2 separate regions of the Mus musculus genome follow, and region 1 is linked to region 2. The links are chromatin loops, found by intact Hi-C in ENCODE. Cell type or tissue: left cerebral cortex. All regions are shown on one strand.

The links. Hi-C counts contacts between places; a loop is a spot of excess contacts. Peaks named below come from ENCODE experiments on the same cell type or tissue, not always from the same donor. Only the 100,000 strongest peaks of a DNase experiment are listed, where the experiment ranks them.
Region 1: a loop joins it to region 2, with 2.3 times the contacts of the local background. A loop is called at or near these places in 5 of 42 quality-filtered maps.

The regions. Positions count from the first base shown.
Region 1 is chr4:44,331,014-44,339,013 of GRCm38, reverse strand. Melk (maternal embryonic leucine zipper kinase) reads right to left here. Exons shown (of 18, transcript NM_010790.2): 11 at 6,048-6,134. Among named protein-coding and RNA genes, the nearest start is that of Melk, 34 kb to the right of the region's middle. In left cerebral cortex, no CTCF peak of the experiment used is centred here; no DNase peak of the experiment used is centred here.
Region 2 is chr4:44,573,826-44,581,825 of GRCm38, reverse strand. The region is part of intron 7 of Pax5 (paired box 5); the gene reads left to right. Among named protein-coding and RNA genes, the nearest start is that of Mir5120, 30 kb to the left of the region's middle. In left cerebral cortex, a CTCF peak has its summit at 4,354 (motif pointing left); a DNase peak (open chromatin) is centred at 4,364.

The DNA of each region.
Region 1 (8,000 bases), 240 kb after region 2:
GATACTATTCCTTTTGATTCTAGCATAGCTATTTTTAAAAGTCTAACGCAGGTTGGATGGTAGCATACGCTTTTAAGCCCAGCACTTAGGAAGCAGAGGCAGGAGAGCTCTGAGTTTGAAGCTACCCTGATCTACAGAGCAAGTTCTAGGACAGCCGGGGCTACATAAACAAACCTTGTCTTAAAAAATACACACGTGCCGGGCATGGTGGCACACGCCTTTAATCCCAGCACTCGGGAGGCAGAGACAAGTGGATTTCTGAGTTCGAGGCCAGCCTGGTCTACAGAATGAGTTCCAGGACAACCAGGGCTACACAGAGAAACCCTGTCTCGAAAAACCAAAAAAAAAAAAATAACCCACACATATATGCATGCATGCATACATATATACATACTAACATACAAACACACAGTCTAGCTCCCATGCCTTTGTATATGGCCTTAGTTTTTGTCTCTGAAACTTGTGGTCCTCCCCAGCTTTCTGAAATCCCTCTAGAGGAGACATTGATTTGTGTATCTGATTTCATCCACAATGCTAAATCCTGGTCCATTTCCTTTGATGGTTCCCCTGACCATGTCACTGTTTAGCCTTCTCTTACTACAATTAAAATGTCACGATACAGCTTTCTTACCCCTTCTCTCAGTTTGTATCTTTTGTTTCTTACTCCTACTTTTGAAAACTTCACCTTAACTTCATTTTCAAACATTTCTACTGAGTTTTTTTTATTTCTGTGGAGAGTTTCGAGTTCTGGGGGCTAGCACTTAAAAAGTTCTTTATGAACACACCTTAATCTTCTTTAAGAACTAACTAGCTTCCCCTAGTTCTGAAAATATTATTCTTTTTACCCAGTTCCCCATTCCTGCATTATGTATTTGATTGCCATGCCTTCCCGTTCTCGTCCTTCTTCCTTGCTAACTGACCCTTTCCCGGAATTCTAGAGCGCGAGTCGGTGCCCCCATTACCTCTTCCCTCACAAACAGGTGGCCGTCGGCTTTCTCCCAACTCCTCTTATCCTCTGCGACCTATTTCATAAATTTAAAAAATTTCTTGATGTCCATTTGTCTCCTGTTTATATATGTGTCCTAGAAAGCTTTTAATTTTTTTAAAGTCCTTTTCTATTGTTTTAATGAGATTTCAGAAAATACTTACAGACTCAAAGTAAATTCAGACTACGAGCTTCTGTACTTACCAAAAAAAAAAAAAAAAAAAAAAAAGGCGCTAACTTTTAATAATGGAGTAATATTTAATGCCATGATGTGCTCTCAAGAAGGGCGTGGCACAAAGGGCATAGCTTTTGTTATTTTGTCAGTTAATATTTTACATAGGCTCACATATAATAAATGAGTTGAAATTTTCATGCTGGTCCTTTCAATCTAGAAAGAGAATAAAATACTGTATGTTGTGATAATTACAGTGGAATTCTGACTATTGTACACATCATAGCAGGGGGCAGAAAAGACTTCAGAGAAAGAACTGCAGAACTAAATCCTTCCTTTTCCCCAATTATACTAAAGATCCTCCACATCCATCGTGTCACGTGTGCTGCCACCTTTTGAAAACAAATTTATAAAAACAAACAAACCCTGTTTGAAAGACACAGAATGGGCTGGAGACATAGCTCAGTGGTTAAGAGCACCGACTGCTCTTCCAAAGGTCCTGAGTTCAAATCCCAGCAACCACATGATGGCTCACGACCATCCGTAATGAGATCTGGTGCATCTGAAGACAGCTACAGTGTACTTAAATATAATAATAAATAAATCTTTTAAAGAAAGAAAGACAGACAGACAGACAGGGAGGGAGGGAGAGAGAGAGAGAGAGAAAGAAAGAAAGAAAGAAAGAAAGAAAGAAAGAAAGAAAGAGAAAGAGAGAGAGAGAGACAGACAGACAGACAGAGACAGAGGATAAGAAAGACATTAGCTAGCAGGCTGTACAGCACTCATCCGGACACCTGAGGTCCTGGGTTCAACCCCCCAGTACCACCAAAATAAAAGAGGAGGCTGTCACTATACTAACCTAATCCAAGCACTGTGAATGATTTGAGGATAGTGCTCTAGATATTTTAGAACAGACTTTCTATTCAGCTTTAAGAACGTCCATATGTCCCTGGTAGAATTACCTCACAACAGTTTATGCGTGTTCTCTACACGTGCCTGTGCTTCCTCTTTCCCTTGGCAAAAGCCATCCACTTATAAACCCTCTGGGCTGTGGTCCCTTTGTACCCCTCCGATTCGATGAGGGCCCGGGAAGCTAGGGGAGAGAGAGCAATGCAGTGGCTTCCCCCCTGCATCCTCACCTGTTGGGTCACTCCCTCCTCTGAAAGCAAATGTCTGATGCTGATAGGGTTGCCTGTTAGGAAAAAGTTCTCTCTCTAGAGAACTATAAACACTTTTAACTTTTTAAAAGTTTATGTGGGGGAATGGACACACGGAAGCCAAAGGGTCCACAGCCTCCTTCTACTCTGTAGGTTCCAGACTCGAAGTCGGGTTGTCAGCCTTGGCAACAAGCACCTTTACCCACTGAGCTGTCTTGACAACTGACCACTTCCCCGGTTTGTTGAGAGAGGGTCTCTGCACAGCTCTGGCTGTCCTGGCACTTGCTATGTAGCCCAAGCTGGCTGTGAACTCACGAGATCTGCCTGCATTGGAATCCTGAGTGCCAGGAATAAAGGGCGCACCACCACACAGGGCGCTACAATCCTCTCGAAGTTAAATGTTAGCTTCACAGGCCCTCGGGAGAACCACTCAGAGCAGGAAGAGGAGGGCAGTGATAAGCCAGAAGCGGGGCACCACTGCTGGGACTCCAGGACAGGAACAATGACATGGGCCAACCTGTAAGCCAGGGGGAATCTGACTACTCCATAGAAACATTTATCAATAAAATAATTTAGAAGTCATGTATGGTGACTCAAATGTTTAATCCCAGCGCTCAGGAGGCTGAGGCAGGAAAGCTGGTGGAAATACGAAGCCAGCCTGGACTTTACAGGCAATTCCAGACCAGCCTGGGTTATAGAGCAAAATCTTGTCTCAAAATAAGCAAGCAGACAGACAAGGGAAAAGTTTAGGAGTGTTTGCAGAGCCTCCGTCTGTGTGTCAGTGTTTCTTCTGTCTTGTCACAAAGATCAATGGTACCACAGTAGCATAAGGCACGAGAACTGATTGGTCAAGGTAGCCCCAAAACAAAGGCAGAGCTCCAAACTTCCTTAGCAATTATAACAACCTTGGTGGATCACCAAAGATCTTTAAACTGGAAGGTAAAAGCCCTGTATGCCATTAGTCGCAGCACTCAGGAAGCAGAGGCAGGCAGATCTCTGAGTTTAAGGGCAGTCTGGTCTATAGAGTAAGTTCCAAGACAGCCAAGACAGCCAGGGCTACAGAGAAAAACCTTGTCTCAAAAAAAACCAAATTTAATTAATTAGTTAATTAATTAATTGGAAAGTAAAGACTGGGCATGGTGACACTGTGATTCCAGTACTAAGAAGGCTGAAGCAGGATTGAAAGTTCAAGGCCAGCCTCGGCTATACAGAGCTGGCTTCTATCTCAAACTGGAAAGTATTTAGAACAAATGTGAACTTTCTGAACCTCAACCTTTCTAAAGAAAAATAATTATATAAAACCTATGTAACCCTACCTTTATTCTTTGAGAATTTCACATATGTACCCAATGAATTTTAGTTTTTGTCAGCCCCAAGCCCCTCTCATACCACGCCCACTCCCATGAACCCCTCTTCCCAACAAGCCTTCTCCTCCCACCCTGCTGGCTGTGTGTGGCCCACTGGGTGAAGGCTATTGCTGGAGTGTGGCCAATTTATCAGTGACTACGGCACCGAGAAAATGGCACCTTCCCCTGAAACCATTAATGCCAATCGTCCCACCCACAATGAAACGTTGACCGGCCGATCCTGTGCAGTGAGGGCATGAGTACAAAGGCCAGAAAGACATCTTTCACAGCACAGCCCCATCCTCGGGCTCATACACTCATACACTCTTTCTGTCCATGTTTCTACATGTTCTGAGCTTTGGAGAAGGTGATGGCTCATTTGGGGTCACACACGGCGCCATCACTCTGACCAGTTAGAGGTTTCTGCATTGACTGCCTCCCTCCCTCTGCAGTAAGAAACTTCTCTAGAGCCAAGGGCAGCATTAATCCTACATGGTGACCAGGAGCTGGTTTTTGTTCATTCTTTGAGACAGAGTCTCAGAATGTAGCCCAGGTTTGCCCAGATTAGCATCAAATTCCTCATTTCAACTTCCCAAGTTGAAATTATAGGAGTGAGCTCCCACGGCTGTGGGGCTGGCCAGTGTGAGGCGGTCTCTCTCCTGCCTCAGCCTTCTGAGGGCTGGGATTACAGGTGGCATTAAATGTAATTTTTAATTAAAGATTATCCCCCACCCCCTCCCAAAAAAGCATGCAAAAATTTTTAGGTTGCTGAAATAGAAATTTCAAATTTGTACTGTTTGAGACTAAGGGGACATTAAGACAGTCTGCATTAGCTTCCAATTCTTGACATTCTGTCACCATGGCCCAGAACCACTGCATGGCGGCACTCAGAGTTTCTTCACATTGCAAAGCTCTCATGGCAAAGCAGTAAAGCTGTTTCAAAACAAACTGTTAAGATTTCTAAACTGGACTATGCAAAACAAACAAACAAACAAACAAAAATACAAAGCACGGGTGACAAAGACAAAGTGTTGAACAGGAGCACATGGAGGTATGAGCCTCACTTGCTACCCGAGATGGGACTCAGAGTTGTGATCTCTAGGGAGACTACAGGTTTCATGTGGATATAAAGGACCTGAAAAAGCAAAAGCAATCCAACATCAGAAATCGTGCCAATATTGTCCTAACCATGAGCTTCATAAGCTGGACGATGAACAGCAGACCACAGGGCTGTTTTAGGAAAGAAAACTATGGTGTGAGCTGGGCAGTGGCAGATGCCTGTGTTCCCAGTGCCAGGAAGGCAGATGCAGGAAGACAGTTCAAGGTAGACAGTGAACTCCAGGGTAAGGCCAGCTGAGGCATACATCAAGGTTTCGTGCGTGCGTGCGTGTGTTCGTGTGTGTGTGTTCGTGTGTGTGTGTGTGTGTGTGTGTGTGTGTGTGTGTGTGTGTGAGAGAGAGAGAGAGAGAGAGAGAGAGAGAGATGCATACATCAAGGTTTCGTGCGTGCATACGTTCGTATGTGTGTGTGTGTGGGGTGTGTGTATGGGGTGTGTGTGTGGGGTGTGTGTGTGTGTGTGTGTGTGTGTGAGAGAGAGAGAGAGAGAGAGATATGCAGACAGAAAAACAGACAAAGAAGTCAGAAACAGAGAGAGTATAGGGCATGTTATTTGGAGCCTACTACCCGGACTACAATACAAGCCCCTTGTTTGTTTGAAAAGAAACCTTTTTGTTCCTGTTTTGTTCTGGTGCTAGAGCTAGAACCCAGAGCTTCAAGCATACCATGCAAGTACTCTACCACTGGCTACATGCCTACCCTTGGACGTATGTGAAAGCATGTGTAAGTATGTTGCCTTCTTCATATTTACTGCAGAACCAGATTTCTGCGTCTGAGAACTTCAAAACCATGACAACAAGCACTACCACTTCCCTGTGGATTAACTTGCTCTGATTCTCAACTGTGTAAACATCACATCTCTCTAACCAATGTCCAAAGCGCAGAGTGTTCTTATTTAAAGAGGACATCGAGGAATGCTGAGAGAGCTCAGGGGGTACAGGCATTCGTCATCAGGCTGACCTCCTGAGTAAAAAGAGAGAACCAACTTCCACACGCTGTCCTCTGAGCTCTACACACTTCCCGCAGCACGTGCTCACCCACCCACACACATACACACAGAACAAGCAAATAAACAAGCCATCGAAGGTTTTAAGAGAACATCATCCAGAAGATGCAAGGAAAGAACTGTCTCATACACGAATATACACTGCCACAGTTACATTCATGATGGCCCATGGTCCTAAAAATGCTACATCACTGTCAATCACAAACAAAACAGAAGGACGATGAAACAAAAGTCACCATGTTTCAGTTCATGCTGCATTTCTTACCGACGAAATTAAATCCTCCATTGTCTGCCTGCTGCTGCGGTGATGTACAGAAAGCTCTGTCACGCAATCCTCATCGAGGTGAGTCAACTACAAAACACAATTTCATACACTGTTTGCATATGTGCTCTTCTAAAAGTTAAAATCAGCATAATCACGAGCTTGTCAAACTTTTGGCTACACATTAACATTCCTATGACTCTTTTCTTTTTGCAGTGCTGGCCCCGAACCCACGTGAGCTACGTTATCAGCGCAGCAGCCTCCTCGCTACTCCCAGCCATCAGAGGCCGACCACCATTTCAAGGAAGGGAGTTCGTGTCTGGCTCTCAGATGCCGTCCCCTGACTGACAGTCAGTGCTTCTGTGCAGCAAAGGGACAAGACAGTAGCCACGTATAGAAGTCAGCATTTTCCTAAGTGGTCAAAGGGTGACCTGACTTGTCGTGTTGCACTTTGGGCAGGTTTAGGTCTGCACAATCCCAGTAGGCCATGTGATAGTGTGTGACAAACACAGCAGAGCCAGTCACATTGAAGATACAGCAGACCGTAATGTCAACACACTGAAACTCAACTTAAATTTCAATTTGCCTAAGGGCAATTACCAAGTCCTTAAGAACAAAATGACAGGAGTGGCTTTGTCTGGGCTGGAAAACCCTCAGAAGATGATGTGTGAAGACAATCATGAGGAATATGGCTTCCAAAGTAAGCCATATTCCATTCTCCCCACAACAGCTCCTGAACAGAACGGTCTACTTTCTGCTCCCAGCTCTCCTCTGAAGGGAAGTGGGACAGCTGGGGTGCTCGGCCTCTCTGTCACCTAAGAGTGTCTCCATGGGATCTCTCACTACTGAGTCAGCACAGCCTGACAGATAACAGGCTTTGAGATTAGAGAGATCTTGGTTTTCATTGTGACATCACTTTATACCCATTTGACCTTGAATATTCCAGTACACCTCCCTGAGCCTGTTTTACCATCTGTAAAAGACATGGTACATGCCTTGCCACACATGTAACTCAGGAAAGCTCAAGTATAGCTAAAACAGACAAGGCCCTCAACAAATGGTTAACTATTTTTACTAATACACACAATTCTAGTTCCTCTTTAACTTGATATCTTTCAGAAATTTAAATATTCTTGTTACAGCCACTCTTCCCCTCCAAATGAGCAACCTGGAATCAGACACAGCATGAAGGAGACGTTTGCCTTGCACAAGGCAGAGCATTATCGCGACCACCACCCTCATGTGCCACACACAAGTGACAGTGAGCTCCCAAGAAACTTATCCCACCTTCATGAACGGAGAGAAACAGGAAGACGACTACCTTTCTGTGGTCCAGTGTCTGTGTTCCTTTAAGACTGGACGCTGACCCCTAATGAGCAACCTGAGTGTTGGGAGATGGAAGGTGAGATGACAGGGACCAGACACCTGGCAGGCTGTGCCTGAGCCTCCCAGCCACCCAGTGCATGGCACTCCATTCCAGAACAAACTCAGCAGAGCAAGACAAACTTACGCTATTGGCTGGGACAAGCACAAACTCAAGGGTCATTTAAAAAAAAAAAAAAAAGGACAGCCCACACAGGTTTATATTAGTGGCACTGGAGAGTTCCAGAGTGCTAAGACATATATTCAATGTGTTGCTTTAGCTTTTGTGACTCTCAGAGTACAGATACCTCATTAGGATGACCTCAACCTCAAAAGCCCCAAACATTTCAACACCCAGTTGGGCCTCTTCCTATTGATGTCACTGCTCAAGGAAGAAGAAAAATACTGAGTTCCTTCCATACCCAAGCTACGCCCTAAGCAGGAAATACTTCTCGGCCAGGTATGATGCCAGCCATAATTCTAATACTCAAGGAGTTAAGAAAAGGGGATCAAGAGTTCGAGGCCAGACTGGGCTATGCAGCAAACTCAAGGCTACACAGGCTACACAGGACTTTAACTGTCTGTGCCTGAGTG
Region 2 (8,000 bases):
CTACGGCAGGATACACACACACACACCACCCCTGTGATCTTCACACCCTTAGACTGTGGCAGGTCAGAAGAAGGACTTCAGGGCAAGCTATTTGTACATCTCAGTTGCTGCTGCTCATGGGCTGTGAGCCAGTGCCATATACACTGTGTGCAGATGAGAGGCTGTGTACCAGGCCTCGTTCCCTATCTGAGCCCCTGACATTGTTCCATTATTGCCCCCATAGTGGCAGTTATCCATCTTGCTAGAAATCTTCAGCTCATGCCACTCAATGTCTTTGGCAAGATTCCTACAACAGGTGTCAAATACATTTTGAACAGTTAAAAATGTAATTGTCATTGCTGTAATATGACACTAGGGATAATTAATTCCCAGAGAGAGGTGTACTCAGCTCACAGTACTTGAGTTTCTAGCCCAAGGTCCAGGGAGCTGAAGCTTTGAGCCTCTAGAGGGGACATTGGATCACAGCGGGAGGTAATATATATGGGTGACACTTTTCTTAATGACCAGGAAGTAAAAACTAAAAAGGCCAGGGTCCCATAATACCCTCAAAATGGCCTAAGGACCTCCCCAGGTCATACTTTTCTACAGTATCAACATTTCTCCGATAGTGCCACTCTGGGGACAAAGCCATTAGCACAGGAACCTTTGACAGACACTGACCCAAGCCATAGTGTGAATATACCAATGCAAAAATGATAATATATGACATGAACACTTGAATCGATTTGTAACCAATAAGGAAATTTGTTGGTTCCAAGACTATTTGAGAAAGAGGAATTTATACCCTCTATCAGGAAAGGCCTTTTAAAACGTTTTTGTTTTTTTATGCTGTGTTTGTGGGCTGGGAAGACGGCTCAGTGGATGAGAGCATTTGCTGCAAAGTCTGACGACCCAGAGCCCACATGGGGGGAGGAGAAAAATCACTCCCACAAGCTGTCCTCTGACCAGCACATGCATGCACACACAAGCACTCGTGCACCAAAAAAAGTAAATTATTTTATTTTATTTTGTATGTAGGTGTTTTGCCTCCATGTATGTCTGTGTGCTGTGTATCTGTCTGTTGCCTACAGAGGCCAGAAGAGGGCATTGGCTTCTCTGGAACTGAAGTTACAGGTTGTTGTGAGCCTCCATAGCTACACAGGCACTGAGAGTCAGACCAAGGTCCTCTGGAAAAGTAGCCAGTGTTCTTAACTACTGAGCCATCTCTGGAGGCCTCTAATTTTTTTTTTAAATAAAAAATACATTATCCAGGCATGGTAACACATGCTGTTAATCCCAGTACTCTGGAGGCAGGGGCATTCGAGTCTCAGTTCTGGGCCAGCCTGGTCTACAGAGTAAGTTCCATGATAGGCTTGGCTACACAGAGAAACCCTGTCTCAAACAAACAATAAATAGCTGTGGGTGGGCAGTGCTTGGGTTGAATCCGGGGCCTGTGTGTGTGCTAAGCATGCTCACTATCACTGAACTGTACTTCCAATTCCTTAGGGAAAGCATTTAAAAAATAATATTAGCATAAAAACCAGATTAAAAACAAAATTGGTTAATGTCATATGAAACCTAGGAGGTCATGTCTCTTACCCTGTGGAAGTCTGCGTGTTAGCCTGGGCCTTCCTCACTGGGTCAAAGGTCAGCTTACGCACACCTCTGCAAACCTAGATACATACATTCCCTCGGAGACATGCCCGTTGTGCTGCCACTGGGGAGTCAGGTGACACTGAGGGGCCTGTGCACTGCCCACCTTTATGCCTGCTTTGTGAATTGTGAGGGCATTCCTCAGATCCCTTGATGCTCTTTGGCTGTGAGAAAGGGGCTTTTGGGAAGACGCCATGAGCAATCGTGAAGGAGGAGAAAGCATCTGCAATCACAGCGGCGAGCTGATAAAACAGGGCTAGGAGCTGGGGTGTGTGTAGCCTTTGCACTCTTCGTGTGGACCCTGGCATGGGGTGGGGGTAGGGAGGAGCAGTTGAAAGAATGGTGGGAGGGAGGAACAGCGTGTTCCAGGACAGGTGGGTGCTGTGGAGGAGGGGGACAGAGAGTTCTCAGGGCTTGGAGACCCCACTGGGTGAAAGGGAAGTTCTCATTTTCATAGGAAATTTTTTCACTTTGAAAGTGGAGTGGCCAGGAAGCTAGGAGTGTCACCCACAGGAATGAAGAGACAGGGTGGCCCCGGGGAGCTGACTACACACACACACACACACACACACACACACACACCATCTTCCCAAATGCTGTCTCTCTGTTCTCCGCCCTCAGGGACTTTCCTCTCTGTCAGGTATCTGGGCACCAGGCAGCAGTCCTGATTCTCACCAGGCCTGGCAGTGGGCAGGGCTGGTGCTGGTGCTGGTGATGTGGGTGAGATGGGACTCGGGGGCCGTAAGGGTGAGTTATGGTGGAAAACTGGCAGTCTGAGGCCTAGACATGGGCTTTGGACATATTTTCTTTGTTCCTCGGGATGTATTTATTTGTTTTAATTTTGTTTTTAATTTTTAAAGTAAACTTGATTGTAAAAGCCTGCAGAAAACCATCATGTGTGTGTGTGTGTGTTTTAAAGTTACATTAGTTATTAGCATTGATGTAGTCAAAAGGTTCCAAATGAAACCAAGTAAAAACCAGGACTTCTCTCAGCTAGCTGAAGAGGTTCTGCACACCCGTGTGTATATTTAGTGAGGAGACCTGTGGCAGAGGCCAACAACCCTGTCTCCTTCGAGAGGTTTCTGTCCTGGGCACGTGACAATAAGGCTGTCCTTTAACCTCTTCTCACTGGGTGCAGCTCAGAGGCTCTGGGGAAGCAGGGACTGTGTGCAGCTGTCAGGCAGACACTGCTGGGCTCGTCTTACCCGAGGCCAGAACCAGCCTTTCTTTCTGTCCCCATGTCAGCAATAAGGCCACCAACTCACAGAGCATTGGTGTGAAGAATCTTTTCCAATCAATTCCACCAAAGTCCTTTATAGCTGAGCTGGAGGGAGAGACAGCATGCAGAGACCTCCGGTCCGAGGGCAGGACCTCTAGTCCAACAAGGACGGTCAGGACCAAGGACAGCAGCCCCTTCCTTGGCCAAGGCCATCACTAGCTTCCTGCCCACCTACTCCACCCCAAACTCCTTCACAGTTAATGACAGCCCCGGTAGTGAGAGTGGGGTGCAGTCCTTTCTCTCCCTCCCACTCACCATCAGGTAGGTGGAGGGGGAGTTGAGTGTGTACTCTGTGGCATTCAAAGTGAAGGCTTTGCACACTGTCAGAGTAATGAATTCTGCAAGGGCTTGAAGCAAGGGTTGGAGGATTTTTGTGCCGTGTGTCTAGGAGTGACAACCCCCAGTGGTTAATTACTGCCACACGATGAGAACCGAGCTGGTAGCAAAATGAGATAAGTTCATTATGAGCTAAATTTGAAGTTAATTGGATGCATATCGCCCCCACTCCCCACCCCGTTAGTATATATACAGACTACTTAGGAGAAAGAAAAAGTTGCAACTGAGCGGACACTGGTTCTCCAGGTCTGGTCATTTTGTGGAGATAGTAAGGAGGAGCCTCTGAGTCGTGGGTGAGAGGAAGCCATAGCATAGTTTATTCAGCTGAGTAGAAGTGTATCGGTGGATTAAGGTCGTCTTGGCAGACACTTTCTGAGTGCCTACTGCCTCCCAGGGCAGGACAAGGGGTAGGGTGCAGGCGGGAATGTGGAGGGATCTGGTGTCGTAATGCCTGGGGTGTGGCTCTGCTTCTTACCAACGCTGTGAACGTGGACAAGGGCTTAAACAATCTCTACATCTTCATTTCCACATCTGTAACACGGGCTGGTAATGGGGCTTGTCTCCTGTGGGTGTTCAGGGTTAAACGCATGAGTATTTACAAAACACAAATATGCCTAGAATGTGGTCCATACCAGAAACCTGGCTAGCATGGAAGATTGGGCATGAGAAGTACCTGGCCCAAAGTGCGGCTCATAGGAACCCCCAAGGAGGCTGTGGCTCTCTTGATGGGCAGCCTAGATTTACAATGAAGCAAAACAGACACCACCTCTGATGACAGGGGCGACAAAGAATTCCCAGCTTTGTTCAAAAACAAACATGAAGAGTGCCATTGCTTCCCTAAAGGACCCTGATTTTCCAATCAGAGAAATAGACTCAGGTGATTTTACTAAGTAATGGAGGTAAGATTTGAACTCAGGCCCACATGTCTCCAAAACTTGACCCTCCCCCCCCCGCCATATTCCAAGGTCTAGATTTGGCTGTAGAGGTAACTGGGGAGGCTCTGTGAAAGGAAAGGTTATGGGGGTTTCCTGGTTCTTCAAGTCTGGTCCTCAAAGAGCTGACCCAGCATCTCCTCCCTGGAGGTAAGGCTGCCCTCTGGCGGCCATGCTCCTCTGGTCAGATTTGGCTTGCCTTTGGCCAACCCTGCTTTCTTCCCTAGCTGCATCTCAGAATGGCACATCTTCCCTTCACTTGTTCATCCAAATTCACGCACACATACCATTGTCCCTCCTAGACTTTCTTTATGCCTTTTGGAATCGAACCTTGGACTTCCTGGGTTTGTCGGCTGTTGGTACATGAGCAGTCTCCATTTTCTGGCTATCACAGTGCTACTCTGAACACTCACATACAGGTTTGCCCAGGGACTGTTGGTCCCAGTTTTCTTGCTTGCACAACCCAGAAATTGCTGGGTCATGCGGGAACTCTATGTGCAACCTTCTGCAGGATGACCAGACTTTCCAAAGTCCACACACCATTCTGCATCCCCTCCAGCAGGAGATGAGAAGTCCAGTTTCCTTCCTCTATGGAAGACGGTTATAATCTGTCTCTTTAATGCAACTGTCCCGGCAGGGGAGAGGCACCGTGTCACTGTGCCTTTGATTTGCATTTCCCTAATGGCCACTGGCGCTGAGCAGCTTAGTCTGGGCTTACATTTGCTCCTTTTTATCCACATGCTTATGAAAGTCCTTTGCTCATTTGTAATTGGTTTGTTTCTCTCTTTCTCTTTTTTTTATTAATTAAAAAAATTTTTTTACAAATTCTAGATGCAGCCTTTTATGAGAAACCTGATTTGCAAATATTTTTCTCCCATATTGTGGGTCGTTTTCATTTTATTTTCTTTCTAAAATTTTTAAATAAAAAGCATATTTTTCAGACAGTTCTCACTATGTAGACCTAGATGGCCTGGAACTCGCTATGTAGACTAGGCTAGCATTGAGCTCATAGAGAGCCACCTGCCTTTGTTTCCCAAGTGCTGGGATTTAAGGCATGTGTCACCACACCCGGCTCATCTTCATTTTCTTATTGCTGTCCTTTAAAGCAAATAATAATAATAAATTAAATTTCCAGCTTTTGTTTATTTGCTTGCTTTATTTGCATGATTTTAAAGAAAGTCTAAGCTATGTTGACACTCATGTTGAGTCACGCTGAGGCGGCGGGCATGCATACCTCTGATTTTGTGTCACTGTTAGCAGTCTTTCTGCACATCTAGCCTGGAGGGGGCTTCGGTGGCCTTCCCAGCTCTGGTGTAGCTCTTTGCCTTAGATGCACGTGGAGTTTGTTCTCTGAGTCTGCAGACTCTCCTCACACAGTTCTATCTCTCTGAAAGACTCGTGTGTTAACCAACAGCACACATAAGGCGCCCCCGGCTGGAGCTGAGTACACTCTGGTCTATTTCCCGGCTTCCTCTCCATCCCACTGGCTCCCTAGTCATGAGCAGGTGTCACGCTTTCAATTATAAAGACTTCCACGGAAGTCCTAGCATCTGGGGAGGGGGGCAGTTCCTCGTGGGAGACACTGAATAACCCAGCGAGAGTTGAGTCCCACCAGACCTCAGGACAGACACCTGAGGTGAAATCTCTTGCTGCTCTTGCAACTCTCTCTGAGACTCAGGCCTCTGGGTTTCAGTTTCTTCAGTGGTACGTCAGGTACTAAATCCTTCCCTTCCTCTCATGAGAAGAGCAAGGTTCTGTCAAGTTTTCCAAGTCCCTAGAACTCCTTGCTTTTCACAGTCCAGGCTTCTAGGAGAAGGCTACACTCTGTCAGACAGGGGTGTGCTCAGCTGCCATTTTGTGTGTCAGGGACCCAACAGTTCATCTTGCTCAGTTATCAGCAAAGGAGCTGCCGTCCTCGGGACCATCGCTGCACTGCAGACGGTGTAAACCGTCCCCTCCTTGGTCATAAGCATGGGCTCCCATGTCATGCTGTGCTTGGTCTCCCAGCCCAGAGGCCTGAATCCGCTAAGTAAGAGCTGTAGCTTCTCACTGGGTGTGGTTCGTGCTCACTGAGGAGAGTGATGGAGAAGGCACCAGGCAGCGGAAATACCCACTGCTCTCAGGGAGGGTCCCGGGAGCCACAGCTCCGGGTCAGGAGAGTCCTCAGAGGCCAACACAGCAAATGCAAGCCGTGAGTTATTTCTGTTTCCTACCAAGGATGTATGCAGCTTCTGCTTGGATTCAGACTGGTATTCTTGGAAACTGAGGAAGTGTGCTCATAATAATGGTGGTGGTGGTGGTGGTGGTGATGATGATGATGGTGTGGTGGTGGGGGTGGAAACAGAATGGGTCACACATATAAAGTTTGTATCAATCATCAATGGCTTTGCAGTCCACGCTGCAATGCAGGTCAGCAGTCGCTTGTCTTGCTCGTGCCTTTTGGGAGTCAACTGGAAACTGGCTGAATTAGTGGAGGATGAGTTCATCTCAGCTCTCTCTTTCTCTCCCTGTTTCCTGGATGAGAGGGTACGGGGACATATTCTTATGGTGACGGCAGATATGCACAGGGCCGTACCCAGGTTCACATGCACCAAGAGCCCCCTTCTCAGAGTAAAACATGGCTTCACAGGTAACACAAAGGAGCCCCTAGGAACTGAGAGACCCGGCGGCAGGGTCCCTTGTGGAACACCATTTGCCAGCTTCTTGTGGGGCACCATGTTGATAAGGGAAGGAGTATGCCCAGTACGAGGCTGGAGCTGGCACCATGCCCCATTGTGGCTGTGCTTAGGAAGAGCCTGCCACCAGCAGCCCAGGGCGCACCTGTAACCTTCCAGGAGTGCTATTTACCTGCAGGGGAAGTCAAGGCTACGAGCACTTGTAATACACTCATGCCCTTCACTTGTGTGCACACTGGGGCAGCATGAACATGCAGCATGAACGCCGGGGGCTCTGAGAGGCTGGAGAGCAAAGAATTGTGCCTGAAGTTGGGGAAGCTGAGCCTGGAGTGGACAGTAGTCTGGCTTGCCCAGGGTCCCACAGAGGCTCAGAAGCAGAGCTAGAGCTGGGACCAAAGAGCCCTAGGTGGTCTCTATGTCTCCCCCTCCAGAGTGTTAGTGAGTGTTGTGTGTTCAGCATCACACAGCTGCACCCTGGGGAGCTTATGGCTTCTTCTTTGGGAACTGACAGCCATCCCTGTTGGGGCTTTCAGTGCCTCTCCCTCTCCCTCTCCCTCTCCCTCTCCCTCTCCCTCTCCCTCTCCCTCTCCCTCTCCCTCTCCCTCTCCCTCTCTCACTTGCTCCTTTCCCTCTCTCTGCTGTGTCACTTGCTCATCTGATCTTGTTATTCAACTTACCAACCCACCCTCCCAGTTGCTAGCCACCCTTCCTCACTCCCTGGTCCCCATGGTCTCAGCGCCTCTCACTATCAGTAGAGTCTCAGGCTACAGGTCGGATCCCTGAGCTCAAAGCTAAGCTCTCTTTCCTACTTGATGTGCTACTGAGGACAGGTTACGTGTCTGCTCTTTCCTTCAGTTTCCTCTTTCATGGAGCCGTCAGGATGATAGATTGAGGGTGTCTCTGAGCAAAGCAAAGACTACTTTGTCAGTCAAATTTCGTGACCTGAGCTTTGTCCATTCCCCTCTGGGGTGTTTCCTGCCTGGGATGGCAGGCAGGGAAACCTTTGGAGGAAGTGACCATCAGAAAAACCAGAGAGGCCGTGGGGAGGAGCATGCTCCTGTGGGATTAGACCGAGTGCCAAGTAGGTAGGACAGAAAGAAGGCTGCTTAAAAGGGGAACAGCCTGAGCCAAGGCGTGGGGCTCCGG